3 separate regions of the Homo sapiens genome follow, and all the other regions are linked to region 2. A link is an interaction called in ENCODE POLR2A ChIA-PET data of the cell type or tissue named here. Cell type or tissue: PC-9. All regions are shown on one strand. Links, peaks and the distances in the headings refer to the core of each region. The heading gives the core; the rest is flanking DNA. Region 1 overlaps ADAMTS12 (ADAM metallopeptidase with thrombospondin type 1 motif 12). Region 2 overlaps LOC105374715 (a long non-coding RNA gene). Region 3 overlaps ZFR (zinc finger RNA binding protein).

The links. Peaks named below come from ENCODE experiments on the same cell type or tissue, not always from the same donor. Only the 100,000 strongest peaks of a DNase experiment are listed, where the experiment ranks them.
Region 1: POLR2A ChIA-PET joins it to region 2 with 9 read pairs; 1 of 35 experiments calls an interaction of 5 or more read pairs at or near these places.
Region 3: POLR2A ChIA-PET joins it to region 2 with 5 read pairs; 1 of 35 experiments calls an interaction of 5 or more read pairs at or near these places.

Annotation. Positions count from the first base shown.
Region 1 is chr5:33,761,408-33,772,100 of GRCh38, reverse strand. The region is part of intron 2 of ADAMTS12 (ADAM metallopeptidase with thrombospondin type 1 motif 12); the gene reads left to right. Among named protein-coding and RNA genes, the nearest start is that of ADAMTS12, 130 kb to the left of the region's middle. In PC-9, for the core only: no CTCF peak of the experiment used is centred there; no DNase peak of the experiment used is centred there; H3K27ac peaks cover 454 bases.
Region 2 is chr5:33,003,075-33,013,767 of GRCh38, reverse strand. It overlaps LOC105374715 (a long non-coding RNA gene), which reads left to right. Exons shown (of 3, transcript NR_188269.1): 3 at 2,208-5,511. Among named protein-coding and RNA genes, the nearest start is that of LINC02120, 61 kb to the right of the region's middle. RefSeq lists an enhancer at 4,610-5,111. In PC-9, for the core only: no CTCF peak of the experiment used is centred there; a DNase peak (open chromatin) is centred at 4,887; H3K27ac peaks cover 1,338 bases.
Region 3 is chr5:32,434,749-32,439,748 of GRCh38, reverse strand. The region is part of intron 2 of ZFR (zinc finger RNA binding protein); the gene reads left to right. Among named protein-coding and RNA genes, the nearest start is that of ZFR, 7.5 kb to the left of the region's middle. In PC-9, for the core only: no CTCF peak of the experiment used is centred there; a DNase peak (open chromatin) is centred at 468; H3K4me3 peaks cover 767 bases; H3K27ac peaks cover 2,535 bases.

The DNA of each region.
Region 1 (10,693 bases), core at 2,400-7,399, 760 kb before region 2:
GATATCACCTGAGGCCAAGAGTTCAAGAGCAGCCTGGTCACATAGTGAGGCCCCATATCTACAAAAAATAAAAAAAGTTAGCTAGGCATGGTGGCAGATACCTGTAGTCTCAGCTGTTTGGTAGGCTGAGGTGGGAGGCTTGCTTGAGCTCAGAAGTAATAGCTTGAGGCTTAATCCCAGAGGATTGTTTGAGGCTGCAGTGAGCTGAGATTGTGCCACTCCAGCCTGGGTGACAGAGCAAGACCTTGTCAAAAAAAAAAAAGAAAGAAAGAAAGAAAAAGGATGAGGGGACCACAAAGGACATCAAGTACGCAGTATAACTTTACTACACAGTGTTATCACTTTAAGGACAGTGAATATTTAATATTATATACAATATACAATATATAAAATGTACCATCTTAACCATTTCTATGTGTATAATTCAGTGACATGAGTGTATTCACATTGTTGTACCACCATACCCATCCATCCACAGAACTCTTCATCTTGCAAAACTAAAACTCTATCTGTTAAACAAATTCTATTTTTGCTGTATGGATATTTATTTTTAATAAAAGAAACTAATAATTATAGGAAATTTAGAATATTCAAGGAAATAAAAAAGAAGAAAAACCTCACTCAGAGTGGGACCATTAATACCATTAATGTGTTGATGAATGTTTCACTTGATCATCAAGGCTGTGACCTCATTTTTCTTTGACTTTTTGAGGTCTGCTCCCAGGCAATAACTGGTACCCACTCATTCATACAGGCTAAAAACTTTACTATGATACTCCTTCCAAACCCATTGTAATTATTTTTCAGGGGACAGATTCCTTTTTTACTTTAAGCTAAAGGAATAAAGATCTAGTTATGGATGTTCAACATCATTTACTCAACAGTCATCACTAAACAGACATTTGTTGAGTGTCTATCATGTGTTGGGTAGCATTGTATGCAATATATTTAATAGATATAGGATTGAACAAAATAGATGAAAACCCTACCCATCAGGGAACTGAAATTCTCATACAGAGAGTGATATTAGTGACATTTACTAACCTGTAAATATATGCCTGCCTGTCTATAATATGAAGTCCTCTAAAGAAAAATTTAAAAAGTAATGAGGACCAGGAACAGTGGCTCACATCTCAAATCCCAACACTTTAGGAGGCTGAGAAAGGAGGACTGCTTGAGGTCATAAGTTCAAGATCAGAATCTCTACAAAAAGATTTAAAAAGAAAAAATAGAGGAGGAGGAGGAGGAAGAGGAGGAGGAGGGGAAGAGGAAGAAGAAGAGGAAGGAGAAGAAGAAGAAGGAGGAGAAGGAGAAGAAGAAAGCAGGGAGGATAGGGAGTGCTGGTTGGGAGCTCTGAACATTTTTGGTTGTGTGGTCAGGGAAGGACCTTCTAGAAGGTGACATCAGAAGTGTACATGTACCTGGGGGTGGGGGATGAGGGCAGAATTTGAGGGCAGAGACCGTGAAATAACATTTGAATCATCCTCTCCTGGGCCTAAAGCAACACAAGCTCTCTCTTAGACCCCTGAATTTTTCTGAGTTTATATTTCAGATGAATGTGAAAAACATTTTTAAAAACATTCCTATATTGCCACAAAACCTCCAGATAAAGCTGCAGGTGTATAGCTGATGAGAGATGGACTTACTTAAAGCTCCTGCTCTGTCCTCGGAGGAGCTGAATCACGGGCAGTTACAGATTCCTCCTGGACCCCCAAACAGTGTGCAAGTTACAAATTAATAAATAGTGAGAAAAAATGGAGTTTTCCCCAATGTTTCCCAGTAGATCCCAGAAAAGTTGAAATTTGATCCAAATAGGATCTCTTACTCCCCACAGATTTCAAGTTTTTCTATAGTCAGTTCAAAATTGGAAGCAACCAGGATCCAGCACATAAGGCCATTTCCTCTTCAAAGCCCTTGAGATCAGACTGTTCTGGGAAGGTCTCTTTGGAACCTTTGGAATGAAGACATGTTTAAAACCATGAGCTCATGCTGTCCATGGATGGTGAGACTTTGTTAGCGGGACCATTATATTATTAAAAAGCCACCACCCACCATCCCCAGACATGATATTTTTCAAAAGAAAATCATTCATACAGCATCATTGTGATTTGCAGCAAAACAATTTATTATGATTATTAAGCTGAAAATTATAGAAGGGTATATACATACTTTACCTGTGGAATCATGCATATAGTTTTATTTGCTCTTCACAATACCCATGGGAGGAAGGCAGGACAGGTGTTATAATTTCCATTTTTCAGCTGCAAAACCTGAGACCCCAAAAATTTGGTGACTTGCGTAAGGTCTCACATCAGGGTACAATTCTGCATCTCTTGATTGCTTGACCAGATTCCTTTTGGTCATGCCTTACATTTGACCCAAGTGTCCCAAATCAACAAAATACCTTAAGCCTTTCTAGTTGTGATTTTTCTTCCCAGTAGAAAAAATAACTGTATTTGAACCTTGCCAAACTTGGCATTTTCTTCCAAGTAGTTCTTGGGCTGATTTTGGCAACTCTTGGGGCTGAGATGGACTCACAACATCACTGCCTGTAATTGATGTAAGTGAATAAAATGGACTCATTTTAAGTCTTGCAGAGGCTTTAGTCTAGATTAAGTAGCTAAAATTTCCAGGAAGCCAGTTTAGTTCTTTTTATCCCTCCCAGGGCTGGACACTAGCTTTTGTCTGGATTAGGTCATTTCTATTAAGAGCTGGCACCCAATTCTGGTTGGCACGGTCCCTCCATTTGTACTTGATGTATGTAACCATGCTGCTTTAGCTGTGGGGTTTCAAACAACGCAAACTTACTATCTTACAGTTCTGGAAATCAGTAGCTTGAAATGGGTCTCAGTGAGTCAAAATCAGTGTTGGCAGGGCTGTGTTTCTTCTGCAGGCTCTTGGGAGTTTCCAAGGTGACACTCTTGGGAGTTAGTTTCCCGGCTTTTCCAGCTTCTGGAGGTCACTTGCCCCATTTCTCCATCTTCCAAGCCAGCCTTTCTCATACTGCCATCTCTCTGGTTCTTTCTGTTGTGCCTCTGTCTTCCAGTTATAATCTTTTTGATTAACTCAGGCCCACCTTGATAATCCCTATCTGAAGGTAAGGATTATCCTTACCTTCAGATAATCCTTATCTGAAGGTCAGCTGATTAGCAACTTTAATTTCATCTGCAACCTTAATTCCCCTTTACCATGTAATCTAACATATTCACAGATTCTGGGAATTAGGGCATGGACATTTTTGAGGGGGCTGTTATTTTGCCTACCAAGCATACCTTGTCTTATTTTGTTTCATTTAACAATGTGCATTTTGATATGTAACAATATGAGTAGTTTCTTATCATGCCACTACATGTTCCTGAACATGGTAATAAGTGGGATTCTATTTTTCCATTAAGGATATTTGAACCAAATAAATTATAGCTAAAACCCACAACTACTATAAAAGACATGGACATTAAAAACCTTATAAATTATTTGGAATAATACAATTAAGCTATAAGTCCTATAAAACAGGATGAATATATTCTGTACAATCATTACATATTATATTTCCATATATCTAAAATTTAAAAACGTGCAAAATGCAATTCTGTTGCATGATTTAAATATGATTGAAAACTAATATCCTTGCAAATCAAACATCTATAAAATAATAAGAATTTTCCTTATGATTTAAAAGGGCTTTCGAAATAGTGATTTTGATAACCCCTATGCCTCTAAAAGCTTAATGATGTTATTACTTCTCTGTAGCTAGCAGAGGTATTAAAAAATCACCCCCTTGGCTTTAGAGTTATGGGTTTCAAAAATTATTTCCTCGTCTGGTCTTCCTCTTTTGCCGTGAATAAAGTAAACATGTGAATGACTGAATAAAGGCAGTACAGTTGGAACCGGAGGCCAGGAGCAACATCAGTAAACAGCACAGCCCTCTTCCATAGCATGGAGACCTCCTGAATGGCCTCTTGCCCAGCACAGCAGTCCTGTTGGCTGTTCTTTATCAACTAACTTCGGCCTGAATGGTTGCCTCCCCAGGGCATTTTTTTTAACAGCTTTAAAAATTTTTTAGAAAAAATATGTGCCAGTTCTAACTCTGTTGGTTTATCTACTGATTATGATCATCTCTCACCCTGTACTGTTGCCTATTAGTGAGTTTATTTCATGCAATTTCCAATTTCCTACTTTACAGATTTGAAAGACATGTTTGTTCATTTCTTCCCTTTATTTTCCTTGCTCTTGTTCCATCTTTTCCTGTCTCACCTTTCCCACTTCTTCTGTTATTTTTTCCCCATCTCTTCTTTTTCTGGTGTAGTTTCCTTCTTTCTTCCTCCCTATCATCTTCTCTCCCTCCTCTTCCCTGCCTTTAGCCGCTTTACCTGGGGACCTCTAATTAGCAATGTAATTGCACAAACTCTTGACTGGCTCTTAGGAACAGAATGTATTTCTTAAAACTTCAATTAAAATCATGCTTCCCAAATGAACAAATATCCCTAAAACATCCAAGCTATTTGTATATATTATTTAGTATCCTTAAAAAAATTATTTTTAGTTAAAACATGTTACCAATGAAACCATTGCATTTAGAAAAGTATAATAAAACATTGTAATACATTCTATATGGCTACAAAAAATAACACAGCTAATATAGAGATTGGATAAATACAGAAAGGCACAAAGAGGAAAATAAAAATTAATTGTAATCTAATTATACAAAGAAAAGCAGTAGCAAATGCTTTGAAAATAACTTTATTTTTAGTATAAAAGAAATATATATCTGATGTGGCAAGTTCAGAATTTTTACTGAAAGTATAGAAGAGAGAAGGACCGTTATCCAACCATTCAGGAATGACTGTGATTATATTAAAACATATGTATTTCTTTCCTGTATTTCCTATATATTTCTACAAAGTTGGAATCATGTTGAACATACAATTTTCTTTCATTTAAGTTTATATAATGAATATTTTTCCATGTCGTTAAAAATGTAACACATTTTTTATTTGCTGCATGACATCCCATTGTGTAGATGTGCAATTTGTTTGCCAGGCAATTATTATTGGCCATTAGTTTGTTTCCTAGTATTCATCATTATCAATAATGCAGTGGTGGATATGTATCTTTGTGCACAAGCTGACTTCCTTATTTTGGATCAGTTCTTTCAGAGATTTTACAGATGGAGTGTTGGGATGAAAAGTATGTATTTCTGAGGCTTTTAATGAATATTGTTCTGAAAGACAGATGCAGTCCTCACTTTCCCACAGTGTCTGTTTGACCACGGTATGATGACATTGCCAGATTGATAGAGTAATTGCACAATTTTACTACGGGATAATTTTAAATTTCCATTTCCAACTTTGATTGGGATCAACTTTCTGTAAATTTTAATACTAATTAAAAAAGAATGAGTTCTTTGTACCTTTTTTTAAAAGTACACTTTTAAAATTTTAGACTGTTTTTAAAATTACAGAAAAGCTGTAAAGATAGTGTGGAGAGAGCCTTTGTGTACCTGACATCCAGTTCCCCTGCTGTTAACATCTTATGATATTAAATTATATTTGTCAAAACTAAGGAACCAACATTGGTACGTTACTAGTAACTCAGTTATACACTTTATTTAGGGTTCACTAGTCTTCCCCTATTGTCATTTTTTTCTGTTCTAGGAATATCCAGGCCACCACATTACAATTAACTGTCATGTCTCCTTAGCTTGATGTATTGGTCAGATTTTTTGTAGAATGCTCCTAAATTTGATTTGTCCAATGTTTTTCTCATGGTTAGACTGGGGTTATGGATTTTGGAGAAGAACACAGCAGAGATAACATGCCACTCTGGTCATGTCATATCTAGGGCACATGTATCAGTAAGACTTGATGCTAACCTTGATCACGTGGTTGAAGTAGTGCCTGCCATGTTTCCTCACTGTAAAGTAACTTTTTTCCTTCTCTTTTAATACTCTGCTCTTTGAAACCAAGTCACTAAACACAGGGGGCAGTTAAGTTCCACCTCCTGGAGAGAAGATTAAACTATTTGGAAATCTTCTGTACAGGAAGACGTTTGTAGATATCTTCAGATGTAGACTTAGTACTTACAGACTTAAGAAGTATAGGCAGAACAACCGAAGATTTACCTGATTGTAACGACCTACGGCTAAAAAAAAGTGGTGTTTCCTGTTATATCTAAATTTAAATCAAGGATACTCAAGACAGTGAGCACTTAATCACATCATCTGAAAGAGATTCAAAGTATTGTACTTTAATCTTATGAAATTAAGTGTGTCACATAGAGATAACCAGTGGCAAATTTTTAAATAACTTTTTTTTTGGTTGTAAAAAATTTAGAAATTGTAGAAAAAAGCATAAAAGAGGCAAGAGCCATTATCTTTATTTTTTTTTCTGTGGTCAGAGATTATTGGTTATACCTTTGTGCTCTGCTTAAGAATGCTCTTCATTAGCGATTTGGGGGTCATGATTTAAGTGTCAGACAGGCTGTCATTTGCTTCCAGCAAGTTCATCTCCAAGAACATTGCCTTGATCAGGGTTAAGGTTACTGAAAAATGGAGGGTACATTTTACTTTTAAGAAATATTCTGCTTTTTAATGTGCTTGAAGTAAGTATGAAATTATTTTTTAAAAACTTGTATCCAGATGCAAAGTGTTAAGCTTGATTAGATTTTGGATTACAAACAAAGACAGAACCAATGCAAAACTAAGATGTTTTGGGGACAATTTGAGAAATTCAAACATGGAATGAAAATAAGGTTATTTTAATTGTGGCATATTTACTAATTCTCTCAGGTGAAGTAACAGAACTGTGGTTATGCAGGAGAATGTCTGCTCCTTAAGACTTGCCTGATGAAGTATTTAGGGCTAAATTGCCATGATGTCTGCAATTACCTTCAAATGGTTGAGCATATATATTAGAAATCAAAGGTGGCAAAATACTTGTTGAATCTAAGGGTGGGCATATGTGTGTCTATTTTTAAATTTTCTGTACTTTAAAAATTTTGCAAAATAAAACATTGGGAAAAGAAAAAAGATCATTCACGTATATACTTTAAATCAACCTTTCCCCTGTAATTTAACACCCAGGACTTCCTGCCTAGCTTGCAGAGAGACTGGGACTGTTTGTAGTGGGTTGGTTTTGGTGTGTTATGTTCATATGCAGAATAGCGCTGCTTTAAACTGTTTGTAGGCATCTTGGATGCTGAGAGAATGGTAAGAATCGGGGGTGCAAATGGGGGTGGGAGTTGAACTCTAATGAAGATGCCTGGTCAATTTGGGCCTTGTTTAAGAAAAAAAAAAATCATCAAATTTTAGAAAGCACTTAGCCATTCTGTCTTCAATGTTGTCACTATATATTTTCCCCAATTTTAAAGCTCATTTCCCAGACCCCACCCCGTCTACCATGGAGAAAGTAGATCTTTTGGTTAAGGCCTAGCAAAAGAGGTAAGTTAGACTGAAGTTTTGCCTTACTAATCTCTTCCCCGACGAATTTAATTCTTATGAAGGAAAAAAGTTATTCTTTTTCCACTATGTTATTTTTCCAAAGCTGATGGCATTGGAGTGCTGGACTCTCAATGTTCAGTTCTGGTGTTATTTCAAGAGGAATATTGACAAGCTACAGTATGTTTCAGGGAGAATGACCAGACTGCTGAAGAATTAGCACAATGGGAAATGTCAAATGGTTGAAAGGAATGGAAGCATTTAACATGAGAAGAGAAATCTTAGTGGCACATGATAAATGTCATCCAATCTAAGGATATATTATGTATAAAAGATATTAGACATATTCAGATATAGTTCCAGAAGGCAGAACTAAGATGATGAACAGAAATTATAAGGACTCAGATTTTTCATCATGCCATAAAGGGAAGAGATTTCTAATAATTAAAGTAGGTTAGCAATCATAGATGACTTGAGAAGTAGTCTCTCCTCGCTGGAAATGCATTTGTATGTGTAGACGAGCGTGTTTGAGGAGGCAGTTCCAGTATCAGCTGAAAACAGAGCCCTTGCAGAGTCTTACAGTGCTAGGATTATCTGGTTTTATAGAAGAAGCCACTATTGTTTCTTAATGAATGCTGTGTGTGGCACTACAGCCCTGTAGGTGCTTCCTCATGGTATTTCTTTTGTTCTTAACAGCTGTATCAAGTATGCATTCCCTGTTTCCCTATGAAAAGTCTGAGACTCAGCCATCAATCCATTTGACCAAGGTCACACAGAATCAGTGTAAGAACTGAGATCTACATTAACTGTAAAGCCCAAGCTCTCCATTCCATATCAGTAGTGTTGCATCTGGAACCAGAATTTAAAATAAATGAAATAGAGTGGCACAGAATGGAATATATCAGAATGCCTCCCACATAGGAAAAGGTGGAAGCATTGTTTCCTACAACATTTGTTTGCATGTGAACCGGTTGTGACATGAAATGTACTTTATACTGTGGGTCACGGCCAATGCCCTAATGTCATGGACCTTTGGCCTCCTGGACTTCCCTGAATGGGTCTACTTTGGTGATCCATTTCCATGACCACCCCCTAGGGTGTATTAGTTTCCTAGGGCTGCTTTCACAAATCACCACAAAGTGACATAAAACAACACACATTTATTCTCTTCCAATCCTGGGGGTCAGAAGTCAAAAATCAAATGTTGCCATGGCTACCTTCCTTTTGGAGAGTCCAGGGGAGAATCTGTTTTCTTGCCTTTTTCATTTTCTAGAGGTCACCTTGGCTCCTGGCTCCTTCATCACATCACTCCAGCCTCTTGCCCCTGTCACTTCATCTCCTACTTGTGCAGATCCTCTTGCCTTCCTCTTATAAGGGCCCTTCTGATTACATAGGTCAACTCTGATGGTGCAGGACAGTTTCCCCATCTCAAGATTTTTAATGTAATCACATCTGCAAACTCCCTTCTGCTAAGTAAAGTAAGATATTGGCAGGTTCCAGGGATTAGGACGTTGACAGCTTTGGGGGACTATATTCAGCCTACCACACCAGGCTTGCTTTACAAATTCTGAATGCTCAAACTTCAACAGTCCCCTTTCTGACCACCACTTCCTCTGCATTTGCCTTCTTTGTCATTTCCCTTGACTTGCTTTTCACAATATCAGCTAAGCCTTCAACCTGGCTGCATAAAAGATCAGCTCCTTCTCCCATTCCTCAGAGCAGTTTCCCAAATGCCCATCTACTTGCCTTAAGCAGATGATCTTACCTCCTACTTAAAGAGAAAAAGAGGTTCCTGGTGTGTATTGCTTCAGCTCCCGTCCTCTCTTTTCTCCCTGTGCTATCCTGGAAGGAGAACACAGCACTGCTAGTCACTCTGAAGTACCAGAGAACAATGAATAGTTTACTGAAGATGTCATAGGTAAAAATGGTAAAGTAGATTATGTTGTACATTTCCTATCATGCTCCAGGGAAGAATCCCCATTTTCTTCCTGCAAATCTTTCACTTTGGCCACCAGCTGCTGTATCTCCCTCCATGGATTTTTCCCTTCTGGCCTTGTCATCTCCAGGTCACCCCTTTCTCTGTACGTGGGTTATTTCCAGGCCTCCTAACTTTTTTCTTCTTTCTTTCTTTCCTTTATTTATTTATTTATTTTTTTTTGAGGTGGAGTCTCACTATGCTGCCCAGGCTGGAGTGCAGTAGCACGATCTCGGCTCACTGCAACCCCCGCCTCCCGGGTTCACACCATTCTCCTGCCTCAGCCTCCCGAGTAGCTGGGACTGCAGGCGCCCGCCACCACGCCCCGCTAACTTTTTGTATTTTTAGTAGAGACAGGGTTTCACCGTGTTAGCCAGGATGGTCTCGATCTCCTGACCTCGTGATCCACCCGCCTCGGCCTCCCAAAGTGCTGGGATTACATGCGTGAGCCACTGCGCCCAGCCTCTTTTATTTTTTTATTTTTATTATTTTTTTGAGACGGCATCTTTATCACTCTGTCACCCAGGCTGGAGTGCAGTGGCACGATCTTGGCTCACTGCAACCTCCATTTCCCAGGTTCAAGCGATTCTCCTGTCTCAGCCTCCTGAGTAGCTGGGACTACAGGCGCATGCCACGACACCTGACTAATGTTGTATTTTTAGTAGAAATGGGGTTTCACCATATTGGCCAGGCTGGTCTCAAACTCGTGACCTCAGGTGATCCACCCGCCTGTGCCTCCCAAAGTGCTGGGATTATAGGCGTGAGCCACCATGCCCGGCCCCCTTGTTTCTTAAACATGATTATTTCAGACTTTCTCAGCTCCTCTCCACCACCACTTTAATGTTGTCTTCAAGGATGTGAAAGCCTATTAGCCTAAGTAGGAAGATTTTTATTGCCCCCAGCCAAAAAATACTACAGTTACTCAGACCTATTCTCCTTATAGGGTAGTGGGGGATTACATATAACTAAAATGAATTTATTTTGCTATAATTATGACATTAGTCGGCCGTAGAAAATGGAGACAGCGGGTGTGGGTATATTCTGTAAAGAAAGACCCTGTAGGAAGGCAAATCTTTCTTTGTCTTTTTGTTTTAGAGACATGATGTAGATATAAATATTCATTAATGTCCTCATTTATGTCTCTAACATCTCACTCGACCTCCTCTTCATTTTGTTACCCTTTCTCTGCTGTGACTCTTGGTGAAATCAACACTACCAAATTCCTCCTGATTAGCCTATGTCCATCACTAAGCCATCAGAGATGGCATTCCCCTCTGCCACAA
Region 2 (10,693 bases), core at 2,767-7,766:
TGAGAGAGTTCATCACCACTAAACCTAACAAGAAATGCTAAAGGGAGATTTTCAAGCTGAAATAAAAGGATACTAATTAAAATATGAGAGTATACAACTCACTGGTAAAAGTAAGTATATAGTCAAATTTAGAATATTCTAATACAGGTTGAGTATCCCTTATCCAAAATGCTTGGGATCAAAGTGTTTAAGATTTCAGATTTTGGAATACTTGTATATACAGAATGAGATATCTTAGGGATAGGACCCAAGTCTAAACACAAAATTCATTTGTTTCACATATATCTTTACATGTAGCCTATAGATAATTTTATGCAACGTTTTAAATAATTTTGTGCATGAAACAAAGCTTGTATACGTTGAACCAATCAGAAAGTAAAGATGTCACTACCTCAGCCACCCATGTAGAGAATCTGTGGTTGTTTGTCATCATCATCATTCCTGACTCTGAATTTATATGCTACCTATAAGCAATCATTTTCTTATGTTTATTCACACATCAGTACCTAACAGTAAAAAACATGACATACCATTAATATAGTAAAAAAAATAATAGTGTGTTCTGGGTAGCTAAGCAGCACAGAATATCTACAGAATATAATCACCAGAATATCTACATCAGCTGTTCAACATAGCAATAACAAACAACAGAAGCCTTTTTTCTCCACTACAATGCTTGTTTTGATTAAAAGGTTAACTGCCTTGGGGACCCTAAATAAACTGTGTTGTGCACCTGTAGTTTGATTATGCTGCAGTTTGATTATGACACATTACATGAGGTCAGGTGTGGAATTTTCCACTTCTGGGGTCAAATTGGTGCTCAAAAGTTTTGGAGTTTGAGCATTTTGGAATTCAGATGTTTAGATTCGGAATGCACAACTTGTGCTGTAATGATGATTTCTAAATTATTTATAACTCTAGTATAAAGGTTAAAAAACAAAGAATATTAAAAGTAAGTACAGCTACAATCATTCGTTTGTAGATACAGAAATGAGAGGATATAAATTGTGACATCAAAAATATAAAGGAGAGTAAAAGTGTAGAGTTTTATACATTATTGAAGTTAAGCTATTATCAACTTAAAATAGACTATTATAAGCCAAGATGTTTTATGTAAGCCTCACGGTAATTACAAAGTAAAAACCTATAGTGGATACACAAAAAAAACCAGAAAGGATTCAAAAGATACCATGACAGAAAATCATCATATCACAAAGGAAGACAGAAAGATAGGAAGGAGCAAAGGATCTGAAAAACAGCCAGAAAACAATTAACAAAATGCCAGTATTAAGTCTTTATTTGTCAGTAATTACCTTGAATATAAATGGATTAAATTCTCCTATTTACTGCCATTCTGGAATTTGTTTTTTTATAAGGAATTCTTGCACCCAAGAACCTGGCAGTCTGAACTTTGAAGACTCAAACCAGAGTTTGATATGCAGAGAGATAGGAAAGTCAACATTTAAACCAAAAAAAATTCTTGACTAAAAAGTGAAGAAAAATTGATCCACTTTAAGGGCACCACTTGGGGGGAATCTAGCTTCCAACTGGACCCTTTACACTTGTTTTTCAGCTGATAAAACCCCAAGTGCTTTGCCAAGACTAGCTCACCTGCCAGACATTCAGCAGGCTGGCAGAGGCCAGACATTCTCAAGAAGTAGAAGAGGTAATGAAAATTAAAGGGCATGCAAAGCCTGATGTTTTCCTGCATACTTCTCTTACCATAGATGCTTAAAAAAACAAAAACAAAAATAAAAAATAATTACTAAAAGCTATCACAGTACAATTTGCTGAGTCACTGAATTAAGGTTTTTTTTTAATAGAGCTATTTATTTCTAGAGGACTGTTGATTTTTAATAGAGATGTTACTATTTGAATCCAAGTGGGGTTTTTTTTGTCCACATATATATTCAAGCCCAAGGCTATGTCAAATAGCAGTTAGTTGTATGTCAAACACAAACAAATTATAAAAAGGAACACAATGTTTAAGGAAACCCTGAGCCTTATCGGAGCTCTTAAGTTGAAGAAATCATGTGCTGAGGATACTGCAGAAGAGTCTTAGACTTGGGAAAAAGATGCAGATTTCATCCTGACCCCTCTACTTAGTAGCAGTATGATTTGGGCTGGTCACTTAATGTTTCTGATTTTTAATTCTATCATGTGGGAAATGAGGATAAAAATGTATTATATGTCCTTGTGTCCCTCAGGTCATTGTTGAGAGACAAAATGAGATCATGTCTGGGAAAATACTTCTAAATTATCAACTCCCTTTCTATGGAAGAGGATGACCAAAGAAGGATGCACTCCTTGTCTGGAATTATGCCAGAGGTCTTAAAATGCTCAGAAATGAAATCAGCCTTCTTCCCTGTCCTAAGAGGCTCAGGTTTTCGGCAAGTAACTCATAAAATTAATGCTCCACTGAAAATAAAATCTGATTTGAGTAGTATCAGCACTTAGAAGACCTTTGGAGGCCGGGGGTATTTTCTCTTTTACAATGCTGTGAACAACATTCACTCCTGGAAAACACTCCAATGTCTTACATCTTGAGGCTGTGGGGATTTTTTTTTCTTTTGGTTTAAATGTTGCCTTTCCTATCTTTCTGCATATCAATTTTTCCCCTGCCCAAGTCACAGGCTTGGTAGTAACCATCATGTTTACTGCTGTTCCTTCACATGTGGTTCTCTGAGGCTTCTGAGCACCAGAATTTTATTAAACAGAGCTACTCACACCATAAAGATGGAATTCTGCCAGATCTGAATCATAGAATAACACCAGAATTGACTTCAGAAATCATCTTCTCTAAAGATTTGCAAGATTTTTAAACAGCACATGCCTTTGTAAAATGAAATCATCAGTGGAACACCGTATATAAAATAAAATTAATAAAAACTACTATGGCTGGAGAGGTGAAACTCTAACATATTACACAGTCTCCTGGGTTTTTTTGCAGATATTAAGGATCCACTGAACCATTTGAAAACTACCCTATATACTCCCCCTTTCCAGTGCTTCAGTCCCTTCTATAGTAATCACCACTGGATTGTTCAGTCTTTCAATATTTTCAGTGGTGCCTATCCTCCCAAGAAAGGCCATCTTAATTTGGGACAGCTTTAACTGTCTATTTGGAAAATCATTCTTATATTTTAATGGTCTCCTTGTAACCTCTATTTATTGTTACTAGAACAGAACTAGACTGTGCTCTATTCCATCTAAGTATTGGGGTCAATGATCATATTCCTCCACAAACTTATAGTTTTTTTACAAACTAAATATCCCCTGATTTTTTCAACTTTATCACAGTGTGAGAATATGTGGGCCTAATCTCTTTATTCTAATTTCTTTCCTTTGAACTTGCTTCACTTTGTCAATGTCAGTTTTAATTTGTGTGCCTAGAACTGTAAAAAGTAATCCCTATGTTGACTGTAATCATCAACTCTTTCACTTTGAACATTCTACCCCTGTTAATTTGGCCTATAATTGAATTTGATTTGGGGAAAACTTGTCGGAGCTTAGCCAACTAAATCCCCAATATCATCCTTGAATATGCTACTGCAGAACCAAATCTCCCATATTACAAACTTTTAAAATTGTTTTAATGACTTCATGTGGTCATTTTCCTTTGCCATGGCTTTTAAAGTCACATGGTTCTATTAGAAAGATTTCTAGGTCTCTTGTCATTTCTAGAATCTGGTTTGTTGGATTTGGCAAATCAATATCTGTATATTTGTTCACTTTTTATTCTGTCAATCGCAAACATGCCATCTGCTTAATAATTTCCCACAGATCTTTATTGATATATATTTTGTTGGGAAAGAATTTATCATTTTAGATCCAGAATATGTAATCATAGCTGTCCATTTATATCTGACCATAAAGAACTTTCCTACTATAGAATTTTTGAGATTTGGTGAGGGCTAACTAGAAGGCTGAAAGGATAGGAAAGCTGCTGAGTTTATTTGGTTACACACCAATGGTCCTGTAAGTCTGTAATTTCAAAAATCTACCCGAAAACAAGGGATTGTATCCACTGTTAAATGGATGAAGTTTTAAGCATCAGAAAATCAGTCTGAATTTTCATTATTCCCTAGAAATTTTCTCAACTTTGTGAGTTTCATCCAGGTACTTTGCCGTTCTTGAACATATTTTCATGTGGTTTTATAATATTTATTCAACATTATTTTCCATTAGTTCTCTAATTTTAATTGTTGGTAAGCATTTCGATGTGTAGCTATTACATGGTGCAGAACTGATTTATCCACGTTAATGTCTGAGGAGACCATGACCCATTTTATCTGCTGCGTGGTCAGCCCTGGTATTCATGGCAGGTTGTCTGAATATTTCTGATGAAGTCTTTAAGTACATGTAATTCTGAAAACACATTCCCATTCAGTAAGACTTATACAGGATGGTAAGCCTAACATGGCAAAAGGTTTCTAAAAAATTCCATAAACATTAAGCATATTTATGTCATAGCATTAAGTTTGGTCAATTTGAAACTTACCGTATTGTAGTATAAGAGGCATTTTGTTTGCTTGTGTTTACTTTCCCAGGAGTAAATGCGTTTTGGTTAACCACAATGGCAAACTTAGTCAAGACATTTATGTCAACAAATCCTACTGCTTAACAAAGTCACATTCTTAGTTTCTGGGACAGCAGACTGGATTCTAAGTAATAAGGTGTTTATAAGGTGTGCTGTAAATCTGGGACTATAAACATGTCTACTTTTCTGTTAAACCTGCTGCTGTGCGTGAGGTACAATAAGCTCTCTTTTCAGTTTTATGGTGGCCAGTATGTTGGCTTGCCAGTCTTGATTGCTGTTGATTCTACTGTTCCCAAAGCCTCCTGCCAAGCTCTTGACCCAAGTCACGCTCCCTGGTGATGTCATAATGCTGCTACGAATTTGCTCATTCACTGTACCTGCAGGGATGCCCCAAGAGTCACATACCTTCCCTGTTAGTCACTCGTTGGAGAATAACACCTTGAAATGAGCAGGGCCTCTCCTTCCCCTGATTTCAAAGCCATTACATTTTCAGAATTTTCATAATGAGTTTATAGATACAGTAAGATGACTATTACCTTTATGGAAATTATTTTTAATTTGTTTTTTTCTCAAAAATAACACTATTAATTTTGTTTGGACCAAAAAAATTTTCTCCACATTCATAAGCAAAATTTATTTCAATTAAACACATATTTATGAAATACAGTGCCTGGTATTTGAAATCATCACCATTGTTATGTATGCCAAATATCTGGAGGAAAAGAAGAGAAAGTGGTCATAGATCTGAATATTTAAATTACATGATGTTGAATACATCTATTTGGAAAAATCTTATTAATTCTAAATTCTTTACTTTTTACCCAAATATTGGGCATTTATATAGATATAGCTTGCATCTTGCCTTACTTTACAATTTAATTCCCCCTACCAAATTGCTCAAACCATACTTCTCCAAAGATTCTATGAGTTAGACCAAATATAAAAACAAAAACAAACAAACAAACAAAAAACCCGAACAAAAATTATTTAAGGCGGGGCTCAGTGGCTAATGCCTTTAATCCTAGCACTTGGGGAGGCCAAGGTGGGAATATCTATTGAGCCCATGAGTTCAAGACCAGCCTAGGCAATATAGTGAGACCCCCATCTCTACAAAAAATAAAAAGCTCACCAAGGCTAGGTGAGCTTTTTTTTTTTTTTTTTTTTTTTCTGGGAGGCCAAGACAGGAGAATCCCTCGAGCCTCGGAGTTTGAGAGCAGCCTGGGCAACATGGTGAGACCCTGTCCCTAAAAATAAGTTTAAAAAAATTAGCTGGGCATGGTAGCATGCACCTATAGCACCACCTACTTGGGAGGCTAAGGCAGGAGGATTGCCTGACCCCAGGAGTTTGAGACTGCAGTGAGCCATGATCATGCTGCCACACTCTAGCCAGAGTCAAAGAGTGAGACTCTGTCTCAATAAATAAAAGAAAAATAGCCAGCATGGTGGTGGATGCCTATTGTCTCAGCTACTTAGAGGCTGAGGCAGGAGGATTGCTTGAGCCCAGGAGGTCAAGGCTGCAGTGAGCTTTGATTGTACCACTGCACTCAAGTCTGGGTGACAGAGCAAATCTCTGTCTCAAAAAAATTATTTAAAACACACTGGTTGTGAGCTCAATGCAAAACAAATACCTCATATATTTATATAATTTTTCTTTCTCAGATGAACACTACCAAGATAACGTTGGTGTTTTAACCAGGTATGAATAATGGCCCAAATACAAATGACTAAAAACCACAAGTTAACTTTTCATAGACTATAATAGATTTGGAGCTAACATTCTGTCTTTTCATATATCAGCATTTTTCCTCTGACATGTTACACTGAAAAAAAGAGTTTTTAGGTAGAAGGTTTTCTTCTACCTTCAGGAGAAAATTCCATCAGAAACTAAAATCTTTATCCAAAGACTTAGAGGCTACTTTTGAACAGTTTTTTGAGTTAATGTGTCTATGATTGCATCTATGTTTGACATTTAATTTGGAAAATAACATAAATTAGCCAAAAACCATTTCCTTAAACTGGTTTTCAAACTTGAGTGATATAAGATGTTTTGCAAAAAGGAAAAAGTTCTTGTTGATCTCCCAATGTTAAAATATTTTTATCATGCTGTTAAACCTGTTGATCTTATATAATAAAACCTAAATAAATGTATAAAGCAAAAATAAAGTCATAAAATTTATAGAATTCAAATTAGCAGTATTAATTTAATGTGACTTATATGGTTGCTTTAATTATACGAAATTACTATAATACTTGCACTATGAATATGATAATATTTTCAATATCACTAGACTATAAGCTTCATGAAGACAGAAACCATGTCTGGTTTTTCTTACCATTGTGAGATCTTAGGAGGAGAAAATGAATTAATGGTCCTTATTTATATAAGCAACTTTTAAAATATTGAGCAGGCCAAAATGTACAACACCTTACATTGAAAACTACCAAACATTATTGGGAGGAGTTAATAGGAGCTAAATAAATGGAAAGATATACCATGTTCATGGATGGTAAGACACTATGTAAACATGTTAATTTCCCCCAAATTAATGTATCAATTCAGTGTAATCCTACTCAAAATCCCATTTTGAAGAAATTAATAAGTTAATTCTAAAATTCATATGGAAATGCAAAGGCCAATGAGTAGACAAGGAAATATTTTAAAAGAATTAATTTTAAAACTAGAGGCTTTACTAACATATATTAAGATCCATTATAAACCATACTAATTAGAAATGTATAGTAATGATGAAATTATAGTCAATTTCAGAATTGAGACAGAATAGAAAGTCCATAAACAAAGTAACAGATGTATATTTACCTGATTTATGACAAAGTGACACTGCAGTGAAGCGCAGAAAGAATGGTCTTTTCTTTTTTTTTTTTTTTTGAGACGGTCTCTCACTCTGTCGCCCAGGCTGGAGTGCAGTGGTGTGATCTTGGCTCACTGCAAACTCCGCCTCCCGGGTTCACGCCATTCTCCTGCCTCAGCCTCCTGAGTAGCTGGGACTACAGCCACCACGCCCGGCGATTTTTTTTTTTTTGTATTTTAGTAGAGACGGGTTTCACCATGTTAGCCAGATTGGTCTCAATCTCCTGACCTCGTGATCCACCCACCTCGGCCTCCCAAAGTGCTGGGATTACAGGCATGAGCCACCGCGCCTGGCCAAGAATGGTCTTTTCAATAAGTAATGGTAGGTCAATTAAATGTCCATATGAAAAAATGTTTTTGACCCCCTACTTCACTCCATTGTCGACAAAACAGTCAAACTCTAAAATATTTAAAGGGATTTATTCTGAGCCAAATATGAGTGATCAGTGGCCCATAACACAACCCTCAGAAGATCCTGAGAACATGTGCCCAAGGTGGTCAGGCCACCTCTTGGTTTTATAGATTTTATGGAGACATAAAGTGTCCATTGATACATGTAAGATGTACATTGGTTTGGTCTGGAAAAGCAGAACAACTGGAAGTGGGGGCTTCAAAGTCATAGGCAGATTCAAAGATTTTCTGATTGACAAATTGTTGAAAGAGATATTATTAATAGAAAATAATGTCTAGGTTACAATAAGGGAGAATGGAGACCAAGGTTTTGTCATGCAGATAAAGCCTCCATGTAGCAGGCTTCAGAGATAATAGATTGTAAATGTTTCTTATCAGACTTAAAGAGTCTGTTCTATCAGTAATTCCAAAAGGGAAAAGAGTATAGTGAGGGATGTTCAGTACTCCATTCCCGTCATGGCCTTAACTTGTTTTTCACGTTATTTTGGAATGCCCTTTGCCAAGAGAAGGGGTCCATTCAGATGATTGGGAGGCCTTTGAATTTTATTTTTTGTTTACACCGTATACAAAATTCGATCTAGATTGATTGCAGACCTAAATGTAAAATGTAAACCAAAACATTTAAAGTAAAAATAAAGGAAATACCTTTGGAGGTCTGAAATAGCCAAAGAGTGCTTAAACAGCACACCAAAAAATTTTTTAAATGATAATCTATAGATCTATAATAAAGCAAAAACAGCGTAATAAAAATATAATGACTTCTGCTGTTGTAGTAGATTAACAACAAGAAGAGACTTACCCTACCATCTGAAATTTTTAAAAACAGGAAAAACGCATTAAATTACCATTTTCAATACACTAGAATTCAGGGAACAAAGGGCAGTGTGATCTCTGAAAGGTGGGGAACAAATGAGATGAGCCCTTCTGTCGCCCTAGCTTAATCTCTTGAGAGTTTACAGTCTGCAGTACAAGGTGGGGGATCCCAGGTGAAGCCCAGCACACTTCCTGCATTGAAGAGACAGTGCTAACTGACAAGACAAAGGAAGGTTGAATTTACCAGACAGATTACTTGAGAGAGCTGCACAGAAAAAATCATTCTAAAGATAAGTACTTAACTGTATACTGATTGGTACATACATACAAGGAAACCACTTCTGACCAGGAAAAGAATAAAAAGGTCAGAATATGCCTGTTTGCACTAGCCAGACAGGTAGACCTGATCATTAATAGGACATGGGAAATAACTCAAAAGGAAGTTTCTTCAGTAAAGGGAAGATTAGTCCTAGACTAAATGCTCCACTGATTCTACCTAACAACTCTTAAAAAGTGAACCCAAAAGGGTTAAACAGTTTATGAGTGACTTAACTACATCCCAAGACATAGTTTTAGTCATTGAAATACAAAAATATCCAGAGCACAAAGAGGGTAAAACCACAATGTTTGGCATTCAATTAAAGATTACAAGGCATACAGGTGGTAGCTCAAGGCTGTAATCCGAGCACTTTGGGAGGTCAAGGCGGGTGGATCACCTGAGGTCAGGAGTTCAAGCCCAGCCTGACCAACATGGAGAAACCCCGTCTCTACTAAAAATACAAAAATTAGTTGGGCATGATGGCACACACCTGTAATCCCAGCTACTCAGGAAGCTGAGACATGAGAATGGCTTGAACCCGGGAGGCAGAAGTTGCGGTGAGCCGAGATCATACCACTGCACTCCAGTCTGGGCAATAGAGTGAGACTCTGTCTCCAAAGGAAAAAAAAAGAGATTACAAGGCATACAAAGAAGCAAGAAAATATATCTCACACCAGCACAAAAATCAACCAATTGATGCCAACTAGCAGTGACACAGATGTTAGACTTAGCAGATGGGGCATTAATATAGTTATTGTTATAACTATATATTTTCAATAAATTAATCAGAGATGAAAGTTTTTTTAAAAATCAAATCAAATGTTGAGAGATACATTTTAGTAGAAAAAAAGATGAATGAAGTTGAAGGCAAAATAATGGAAACTAACCAAATGAAACACAGATAAATTTTTTTAAATTTTAATAAAGAGAGCATCAGTGAGATGTACGACAAATTCAAGCAGCCTGTTATATGTATAACTAGAGTCCCCAAAGGAAGGTGGATAAGGCGCAAAAGATAGTTGAAGAAATAACGATGAAACTATAAACCCATGGATCAAAAAACTCCATAAACCCCAAGCCCAAGATACGTGAAGAAAACTATACCAAGACAAATAATAACCAAATTGCTTAAAACCATTGAGAAAAATTGTGATAAAGAAAAACTCCTAAATGCAATCAGAGAAAAAAAATAACACATTATATGTGGAGAAACACAGAAAAGGATGTCGACAAGTTTCTCAGTGGAAAAAAGCACAAGTAAAAAGATGGTAGAGCTGCATCTTTAAAGTACTGAAAGGAAAAATAAAAAAAAAATCAAGCTACAAGTTTATACCCAGCAAAACTATCTTTTAAAATAAATATTTATCACAACCGAACTTCAGATAATAGAAAATGATACTGGATAGAAATCTGGAATTACACAAAGGAATGAAGATAATCAGAAATAGAAATGACATGGTAAATATATAATATTTGTTTAATTTTCATATCTTATTAAGCACAATGATAACACTGTATTGTGGGATATATACATACAACAAATAAGATGTGTAAAAAAAATAGCATTTAAGCCAGAAGGAGAGAAATGAATGTGTGCTATTGAATGTTATATGCGAAATATTATAATCTCACTTGAAGGTAAATTGTAGTAGTTTAAAGATGTGTGCTATAAACCCTAAAGCAACTACTAATATGATGAATCAGTTATAGCTAATGACCCAACGAGGGATAAAATTGAATT
Region 3 (5,000 bases), core at 1-5,000, 570 kb after region 2:
CTGCAGCCTTGAACCCCTGAGCTCAAGTGATCCTCCTGCAATGGGCTTCCAAGGTGCTGGGATTACAGGTGTGAGCCACTACGCCCAGCCTCATTGAGAGTTGTAAACAGCCACTTTTTCTTTATTTATACTTTAGAAAAACCTTGGACATAGCAGTAAGTGGATTTTGACTATTGCTGTACCTTAAGCATCTGCCAGTCAAAAGAAGGCATCTCATCTAATGATTTTGAGATGTCTTAGGGACTTCCGTTCCTAAAGGATGAGATAACTCGGGTAGGGTAACAGTAGCTTGGATAGGCTGATAAGCTAATGAGTTTTCCTTTTTTCCTTTCTCTTTTTTACTTTTTATTTGAAAGTAGTGTTAAGAATATTGTGTCTTGAATTCAGGAAAGAATAAAAGTAACACTAGTAAGGTAGAAAAGGATTAAACACTGAGAAAGTAAAAAAACCAGGTGAACAGGTTTTTGAAACCAACCTTGGTGATGGAAATTTACTGGCTTTACAAGAAAAAGAAATATTGCAACGACTAATAACATCAATCCTTCCATTGTTGAATCAGAGACCTTAGGATGTACACTGCATGGATAAGCTTGAAATAAGATAATTTTCATTCCAAAAGGATTGTTGCTATTACACTGATGATAAAATGGCTATTAGTCTTAATAGAGTAGGGTGAGCCAGAATATCCCTGTATAGAATAGGTATCTGCTTGAGTATGCTTTTGTAAACTGCCTTATAGTACACTATGAACAAAAGGACATAACTTTGGAACTATATAGAGTTTGAATCCCAGCTCCATCCCTTCAGGCACCCTGGCCAAGTATCAGCTTCTCTAAGACTTGGTTTCCTCACCTGACTTGCCTTGAGGTGAAGTTTAAATATAAAATTTTCTAGCCTAGTGCCTGATTATCAATAGGCATTCCTATCAATGCTGTTTCCTGTAGAGATTTAAGTAATAATATTATAAGGGTTTTAGAAGGATTCCTTGGTTAATATCTATCATATATTTATATAGAGAGTTTCATAATCTCACAGTAAAATGTTTTAAAACATTTGGAGTCCTCATTACTAATAGAGAAAGAAGGAAAGTTTCTATTTACAGGTAACATGATTGTTATGCTTGTCAGGCAAGAATATGAGAAGTAATAAGAGTACAGCAAGTTTTCTGGATCTATGATCAGGCAAAGGCCGGGAGCGGTGGCTCATGCCTGTAATCCCTGCACTTTGGGAGGCCGAGGTGGGCAGATCACTTGAGGTTGGGAATTCGAGACCAGCCTGACCAACATGGAGAAACCCCGTCTCTACTAAAACTACAAAATTAGCCAGGCGTGGTGGTGCATGCCTGTAATCCCAGCTACTCGGGAGGCTGAGGCAGGAGAATAGCTTGAATCCAGGAGGTGGAGGTTGCGGTGAGCCAAGATCGCGCCATTGCACTCCAGCCTGGGCGACAAGAGTGAAACTCCGTCTCAAAAAAAAAAAAAAAAAAAAAAAAAAATTTTCAGATAAAATCAGTAGCATTCTTGTTTCATCAATATTGAATTAGATTATTAAATTTCAAATAAGTCCTGTTTATGTATAGCCACCAAATCTATTAAGTAAGCAGGAATAAAACAAATGAAGTATTCAAAACACTTTGAAGAGAAAATACAATAGGATAAAAAAGTCATAAAAGATGACAAAGATGGACTGTGTTCATGAGTGAAAAACCAATGCCATCAAATTATTATCTCCTATATATATTTAGCATTACTCCAATAAAAATCTCATAGGATTTTTGGTATAACTTGATAAAGGGATTTTAATGTATATAGTGAGGAGAGTGTTCAGCTAAAAATATCATGAAAGTCTTGCAGAAATGATAAGGAAGGACTTGTAATATCAGATACCAAAATATTATTAATAGAAAAATGTGGTATTGGTACAGGGATAGACAGATTATTGAGTTAAAATAGAGATCCCAGAGATAGACATGCTTATATAAGCAGTTGGATTAGAGTATATATCTAATATATGTCTGTTTAAATAGATGTATTTGTTAAAAAAAAAATCAGCTACATTTTTACTCAGAGACATAGATCATCAGGTTAATCAGAAGACCATTCAGGCTTATAAATGTTGTAATTGATGAAGTATGTTAGTATTATTTGGATGGATCTTTAGTCTACTTATTAAAGGTTGCTTGACTATTAATTGTCCATGACACCACTCTGTCAGAATACAGGATTAGAGTGATTGTTCTGAGTATATCATTTCTTAGTATTTCATGAAAGCCATGTACAGTACAGCTTTTATTCATACAGAGATAAAATGAATGAAATAAACTTTGGGTTTTTTTTTGTTTTATTTGAATATTAGTCTTGTATACACTTTATATTAAAGTGCATTTGTAGGGAATAATTCACTTATTTAATATTTTATGAGCATCTACAATATGCATAGTCCCTGCTTTCAGGGAGTTTACACTTCTGGGGCATGAGGGTGGAGACAGATGAGTCTACAAATAACTATGCCATTATAATTAAGTTTTAATGAAATACTAAAATGGGAAATTGGAGGATTTTGACTATGGAGTTTGAGGTAGACTTCGTGTTCTTTCATTCTGAAAATCAAGGGAAGGTCATTTTAGACAAAGGAAAAGTATTGAGCCAAGACAAATATCTGGATTGCATGATATAATAGAGACTGGGTTGGCTCTGAAGTCAGACTACCTAAGCTGAATCTGGCTCCTCCTATTACCTGCCATGTGACCTTGGGCAAACAGTCTGTTGTTAGTTTTTTTATCTATAAATTGAAGATAATATTTTCTTTGCCTCATAGGAAAACTGCACATGTAAGAGAAAATGAAATGTCATAAACCGAGTGTACCTGTGTAACTTGCACTTAAATTAAAAACAAAAACAGAACATTATCAGTATCCCAGGAGGTTTTTACATTCTCCATTGTGTTGTTTCGAGGATTCACTATTATTTGTAAGGTGGACCTGGCAGTGACTCACACCTGTAACCCTAGCACTTTGGTAGGCCTAGGCTGGAGGATTTTAATCCCAGGATTTTGAGACTAGCGTGAACAGCAAAGTGAGACTCTGTATTATTAATAAAATGAAGAAAAGAAAACATTATTTGTGAAGTGTTCAGAACAGTATCTGGCATATATTATATCTCTATCAATGTTAGCCATTATTCAGTAGGTGGCTGGTGAATATGGATGAAACTAGAGAAAGTACAGTGCCTGGCATATATCAAGCATTCAGTAGACATGTTTTAAATTATTTATAGAAAAATAAAGAATACAACTATGGGGCCAGGCACGGTGGCTCACGCCTGTATTACCAGCACTTTGGGAGGCTGAGGCGGGCAGATCACAAGGTCAGGAGATCGAGACCATCCTGGCTAACACGGTGAAACCACGTGTCTACTAAAAATAAAAAAAAAAATCAGCCGGGCGTGGTGGTGGGCGCCTGTAGTCCCAGCTACTCGGGAGGCCGAGGCAGGAGAATGGTGTGAACCCAGGAGGCGGAGCTTGCAGTGAGCCGAGATCGCGCCACTGCACTCCAGCCTGGGCGACAGAGCGAGACTCCATCTCAAAAAAAAAAAAAAAAAAAAAAAAAAGAATACAACTGTGGTTACCAACTTTAAGGTAGGACCAGGGAAAGAAAGAAATACTGTGTGAACAGAGAGCCAGGAGAATTTAGGGTCATGAAAACCAAAAGATGATAGCAAGGTCGTCAGCTTTAGAGTTGCTGGATTAGGGATTTAGTACAGTTATCAAGTTACTGGTGTAATTTTAATGAGTAGCCTTTATAAGGAAACTAGAATCTGATCACTTGGAGCTACAGAAAAAAATAGCATAAAATTTTGCTTAAAATAAGTTTGTAGTCTAGTGTTCACATAGATACTTAAGAGCTCCAGAGGTCACATGGGCTTAAAGTATTGGGAAGCACTGTGGTTGAAATCAATCAAATGAAAATAAATTTTTTGAATTCATATTTCTGGGAAAAGCTATAGTATAAAATACACTACTAGTATGGTAGTCAGCATTAAATGGGCAAGGCATGTCTTTGAAAATAGGCTTGAAGAAATATGACCCTTTTTGATGGGAAAAACAATAAAACTGTTTAAACAATAACCATGTAGATGAGAGCAAAGAGTGCTGTGATTTATGAAAGTGGCTTTATAGCTTCTCTTACTTCCCCAATCCTGCCCATTCCCAAACCGTTTTATACTATAAGCATAATGGTCTCTATGAAATGTAAATTTAATCATAACACTCTTCTGTTTAAGTTACTATCAGAATATCTGGTTATCCTAGTTTTATATTTAGAAGTCTGTAATGTTTCACCCACATTTACGAAATTCACACACTTCCGAAAATATTCGTAGTAAGCTTGTAAAAGCTTGACAGTAAAAACTGAATTGACAGAAGGTTAGCTTTTTTCCCATCTCACTCAGTGTGAATATTCATACCTTTCCTTGAAGAAGTGTTAATACATTTGAGAAATGATGAAGGATTTATTTTTCGTGAGTATAAAAAGTTACAGAGGTCGGGTGTTGTGGTTCATGCCTGTAATCCCAGCATTTTGGGAGGCTGATGTGGGTGGATTCCTTGAGCCCAGGAATTGAGGTCACCAGCCTGACCTGAAGCAATCCACTTGCCTCTACAAAAATTAACCCCCCATCATGGTATACACCTGTGGTCCCTGCTCCTCGAGAGGCTGAGGTGGGAGGATCACCGGAGCCTGGGGAGGTCAAGGCTGCAGTGAGCCTTGATTGAGCCACTGCACTCCAGCCTGGGTGACAGAGTGAAACCCTGTCTTTAAAAAAGAAAGAAAGAAAAAGTTACAGAGTACTTCATTTTAATTAATTTATGGTATCCTTCAGGGTTTATTGTACCCAATCAATAGTGAGTTTCTTTTTTGAGTAGTTCTAGTTACAAGGATTGACATTCCATGACTTTTATTTCTTAGAGGCCTTCCAAAGAGCAAAGAAAACATTTCCCTTATT